2 separate regions of the Homo sapiens genome follow, and region 2 is linked to region 1. A link is a loop called in an ENCODE intact Hi-C map of the cell type or tissue named here. Cell type or tissue: Panc1. All regions are shown on one strand. Each heading gives the region's core, and the rest is flanking DNA. Links, peaks and the distances in the headings are about the cores only.

Evidence for each region. Peaks named below come from ENCODE experiments on the same cell type or tissue, not always from the same donor. Only the 100,000 strongest peaks of a DNase experiment are listed, where the experiment ranks them.
Region 2: it touches region 1 in a loop (3-fold over the local background); 30 of 110 quality-filtered maps call a loop at or near these places.

Annotation. Positions count from the first base shown.
Region 1 is chr9:36,554,411-36,557,218 of GRCh38, forward strand. No RefSeq gene overlaps it. Among named protein-coding and RNA genes, the nearest start is that of MELK, 17 kb to the right of the region's middle. In Panc1, for the core only: no CTCF peak of the experiment used is centred there; a DNase peak (open chromatin) is centred at 1,574.
Region 2 is chr9:36,448,597-36,451,404 of GRCh38, forward strand. It overlaps a transcript of RNF38 not described here. Among named protein-coding and RNA genes, the nearest start is that of RNF38, 50 kb to the left of the region's middle. In Panc1, for the core only: no CTCF peak of the experiment used is centred there; a DNase peak (open chromatin) is centred at 1,725.

The sequences.
Region 1 (2,808 bases), core at 90-2,589:
AACTGCTCACCTCATGATCCGCCCACCTCAGCCTCCCAAAGTGCTGGGATTACAGGTGTGAGCCACCGCACCCGGCCTAATTTTTGTATTTTTTGTAGAGACAGGGTTTCGCCGTGTTGCCCAGGCTGGTCTCGAACTTCTGGGCTCAAGTGACCCTCCTGCCTCAGCCTCTGAAAGTGTTGGGATTATAGGCGTGAGCCACTGTGCCCTGCCAGGCCCTGCATTTCTAACAAGCTCTTAGGTGACATCCGTGCTGGTTGTCTGCTGACATTTTGAGTAGCAAAGATATAATTTTCAAATACCATAACTCAGCTTTAATAACTGTTAACTACTGGTCAGCTTTGTTTCCATCTTCTTATCCATTCTCTGCCCCAGATGATTTTGAAGTAAATCTTGGACATTCTATGATTTACGTGTATTTAATTACATATCTCATTGAAAACTTCAGAATGCTTCCTTTGAAAAATATAATCATAATAGCATCAGGAGCGCCTCAAAAGTTTAACAATGACTTCTTTTTTTATTATTTTTATTTTTTATTTATTTTTTTATTTTTTGAGACAGAGTCTCGCTCTGTCGCCCAGGCTGGAGTGCAGTGGCACAATCTCGGCTCACTGCAACCTCCACCTCACGGGTTCACGCCGTTCTCCTGCCTCAGCCTCCCGAGTAGCTGGGACTATAGGCGCCAGCCATCACGCCTGGCTAATTTTTTGTATTTTAAGTAGAGACGGGGTTTTACCGTGTTAGCCAGGATGGTCTCGATCTCCTGACCTTGTGATCTGCCCGCCTTGGTCTCCCAAAGTGCTAGGACTACAGGCAGGAGCCACCGCGCCTGCCCTAACAGTGATTTCTGAGTATCATCCAGTATCCAGTCAATTCACATTTCCCTGATTGTCCCATGAATGCTTTTTTATTGTGATTTGTTAATATGTCTCTTCAGTCATTTTTTATTTTATTTATTTATATATTTTTGAGATGGAGTCTTGCTCTGTCACCCAGGCTACAGTGCAGTGGTGTCATCTCAGCTCACTGAAACCTTTGCCTCCCAGGTTCAAGTGATTCTCCTGCCTCAGCCTCCTGAGTAGCTGGGATTACAGGCTCGCACCACCATGCCCAGCTATTTTTAGTAGAGACAGGGTTTCACCTTGTTGGTTAGGCTGGTCTCGAACTCCTGACCTCGTGATCTGCTCGCCTCAGCCTCCCAAAGTGCTGGGATTACAGGCGTGAGCCACCATGCCCGGCCTCTTCAGTCATTTTTAACCTGAAGATTCTCCTTTCAGCTTTTTCTTTTCCTTACTTTTATTTATTTATTTATTTTTAAGAAACTAGGTATTTGTTCTGTAGAGTTTTCCAGTGTGGATTTTGCTGCCAACATCCTCCTGATGTTGTTGAGCATGTTCCTTTCTCTCTTGTATTTCCTATAAATTGGTATGGATCCAGAGCCTTAATTGGATTCAGGTTTGATTTTTTTGACAAGGCTACCTAATACACAGTGCTGTGCATTCCATCAGGAGGTGCCTCATGTCTTCTTGTCTTTCTGTCCATAATCTTTGTAAAGGAGTCATCTCGCCTAACAATGGAACCCGTGATTGGGGTCTGCTGCCACCGGGTGGTAGCAGCATGCCATAGCCGCAGGTTCAAGGAGTAGTAAAAGGGAAAAAACACTGCTGTGAGATCCCAGACGGCAGGACTTGTCCTCTTCATTGAACCTACAATAAATCATCATGATTCTCAAACACGATACTTCAAAGCTACTTTTATTTTATTATTATTATTATTTTTGTTATTATTGTTTTTGAGACGGAGTCTCACTCTGTAGCCCAAGCTGGAGTGCAGTGGCGTGATCTCGGCTCACTGCAACCTTCGCCTCTGGGACTCAAGCGATTCTCCTGCCTCAGCCTCTCGAGGAGATGGGACTAGAGGCACCCACCACCATGCCCAGTTAATTTTTTTTTTTTGTATTTTTAGTAGAGACCAGGTTTCACCATGTTGCCCTGGGTGGTCTCGAACTCCTAAGCTCAGGAGATCCACTCGCCTTGGCCTCCCAAAGTGCTGTGATTACAGGCGTGAGTCACCACACCTGGCCTATTATTATTATTTTTTAGAGACAGTCACCCAGGCTGGAGTGCAGTGGCACAATCATTGCTCACTGCAGCCTCAATCTCTCGGGCTCAAGCTATTCTCCCATCTCAGCCTCTTGAGTAGCGGGGACCACAGGCACACACCACCACGCCTGGCTAGTCTTTTTTTTTTTGCTTTTTTCTTTTGGTAGAGATGTGGTCTCACTAAGTTGCCCAGGAGCAAAGCTACTTTTAAAATGAGGCTGGGCACTGTGGCTCATGCCTGTAATCCTGAACTGAGGCAGGAGGATTGCTTGAGGTCAGGAGTTCAAGGCCAGCCTGGCCTACATGGTGAAACCTCATCTCTACTAAAAATACAAAAGTTAGCCAGGTGTCCAGGTGCAGTGGCTCACTCCTGTAATCCCAGCACTTTGGGAGGCCGAGGTGGGCGGAACACCTGAGGTCGGGACCAGCCTGACCAAGAGAGAGAAACCCTGTCTCTACTAAAAAGACAAAATTAGCCGTCGTGGTGGCGTGTGCCTGTAATCCCAGCTGTTCAGGCCGAGGTTGGCGGAACACCTGAGGTTGGGAATTCGAGACCAGCCTGACAAACAGGGAGAAACCCTGTCTCTGAGGCTGAGGCAGGAGAATCACTTAAACCTGGGAGAAGGAAGTTGCAGTGAGCCGAGACTGTGCCATTGCACCCCGGCCTGGGCAACAAGAGCGGAGCTCTGTCTCAAAAAAAAAA
Region 2 (2,808 bases), core at 189-2,688, 110 kb before region 1:
GAAGAGGCAGAACTAGATAATGTAAAGTGCCTTCCAGCTCTGAAATTCAAAGTTCTTCAGAAATTGCCTGCCCCACCCCCAGATAAGTTCTAAATATATTATCTCAGGTTGAAACAGACCCAAATGGGCCGGGCGCGGTGGCTCAGCCTGTAATCTCAGCACTTTGGGAGACAGAGGCGGGCGGACTGCCTGAGGTCAGGAGTTTGAGACCAGTCTGGCCAACATGGTGAAACCCTGTCTCTATTAAAAATACAAAAAAATTAGCTGGGCGCCTGCAATCCCAGCTACTCGGGAGGCTGAGGCAAGGGAATTGCTTGAACCAGCGAGGTGGAGGTTGCAGTGAGCCAAGATTGTGCCACTGCACTCCAGCCTGGGCGACAAAGCGAGACTCCGTCTCAAAAAAATTAAAAAAGAAAGAAAGAAAGAAAGAAATAGACCCAAACTATAAACCAGTTAAAACATACAACTGATACCTAGATCTCCTCTACAAATACTTGTAACTCTTATTAATAATGGCTTTTTGGTAGAATTATTTTTTCTGTATCACCATTTACACAAGAACTACTCAGAGACTTGCCATGGTTTAAAACATTTGGGAGGCTTAGGCAGGAGGATATCAAGGCAAAGTGTTTGAGACCAGCCTGAGTAACACAGCAGGACCTCATTTCTACAAAAAATAAAATAAACAGCCAGGTATGGTAGCACACACCTATAATCCTAGATATTTGGGAGGCTGAGGCAGGAGGATCACTTGAGCCCAGGAGTCTGAGGTTGAAATGAGCAGTGATTGTGCCAGTGCACTCCAGCCTGGGTGACAGAGTGAGACCCTATCTCTCTCTTTTTTTTCCTTTTTTTTTGAGATGGAGCATCACTCTGTCGCCCAGGCTGGAGTGCAGTGGCGCGATCTCGGTTCACTGCAACCTCCGACTCCTGGGTTCAGGCAATTCTCCTGCCTCAGCCTCCCAAGTAGATAGGACTACAGGCGCGTGCCAACACGCCCGGCTAATTTTTTGTATTTTTAATAGAGACGGGGTTTCACCGTGTTAGCCAGGATGGTCTCGATCTCCGAATCTTGTGATCCGCCCACCTCGGCCTCCCAAAGTGCTGGGATTACAGGCATGAGCCACCGCTCCCAGCCTAGACCTTATCTCGTAAACAACAAACACAAAAACATTTGCAGGTCCTACAATTAAGCAGAAGCAGGGGAAGTTGCTCAACTGGATGGAAGAAGCTTTGTGGACTTCTCACTCAGGAGTTCCAATATCATGTTTTATTTTTCATAGTTCTGCTATTTGATATAATTTTGGAAGCTCACTGATTTAAAGGCTGGTCTAGGTCTTTCTCCCCATAAAATACATAGTATTGACAAACATATTCGCTCTGTTCACAGGAACTGCACTATTGAATTCCCTCATGTATTTATATGCGATCATATACTATCATAAGGCTATCCCTTTCTTTTGTATTTTTTATTGTGGTAGAATATACATAAACTTCACCATTTTAACCATTTTTAAGCATAAATTCAGTGGCATGAACCTAACTCTTCGAAACCCAATTATAAAGCTTAGTTGTGCAACCATCATCACTCTATTTCCAAAACTTTTTTGTTGCCCCCAACAAAAACCCTGTACCCAGTAAGCAGTAACTTCCCACTCCCACTTGACTTTTTTTTTATATAATTATATTCTCAAAAGGCTTAATAACTTTTAAACTGTAATATGCTGCCACCAGGTGGCAAGAGAGCAACATGGCTGCCCTAAATTGGGAGGAAAGGCAGGGAACCACTAGTACTTTCTCCCAAGAATTAGAAAAGTTAAAATTTCACTCACCAAAACCACCTAGGTACATAACTATAAATTTCTACATGTTTTAATTTCCCTCTAAAATCTATAATAACTAAACTCATGCAAACTGCAAACAAAGAATTTCAGGGAACAATTTTAAAACCAAATAAAAGCTCAAAATATAGAACTTGGTGAGTATTTCCTAACTTAATCATCACTATACCTATTCAATTCTCAAAATTAACCTAGAGCCAGGCGCAGTGGCTCATGCCTGTAATCCTAGCACTTTGGGAGGCTGAGGTGGGCGAATCACCTGAGGTCAGGAGTTTGAGAACAGCCTGGCCAACATGTTAAAACCCCGTCTCTACTAAAAATACAAAAATGGCCTGGCGTGGTGGTTCATGCCTGTAATCCCAGCTACTTGGGAGGCTGAGGCAGGAGAATCACTTGAACCCAGGAGGTGGAGGTTGCGGTAAGCCGAGATCGTGCCATTGCACTCCAGCCAAGCCCCACAGGTTGAGGCAAAAATCAATCATCACAAAAGTGAGATAACCAGACAATATGAGTCTCCTAATGACAGAACAGAACTCCCTTATGATGTAGTCTTGCATTCCCCAATTCCAAATAAAGTATACTTAAATACGACTGAACCTCTAATTCTAGCAACCAATGCAGTGCAAAGAGAAAACACAGAGGACTGTGTTAATACGCACCTTGGGAATGCAATCAGCAAAGTTCAAACTAAAAAGTTATGGAACAAACAAGCGGCTTTCTTCAACAAATAAACTGCAGTATTTTGGCCGGGCGCAGTGGCTCATGTCTGTAATCCCAGCACTTTGGGAGGCCGAGGCAGGAGGATCACTTGAGGTCAGGAGTTTGAGACCAGCCTGGCCAACATGGTGAAATCCCATCTCTACTAAAAATAGAAAAGATTAGCCAGGTGTGGTGGCACGCATCTATAATCCCAGCTACTCAGGAGGCTGAGACAGGAGAATCGCTTGAAGCCGGGAGGCTGGAGGTC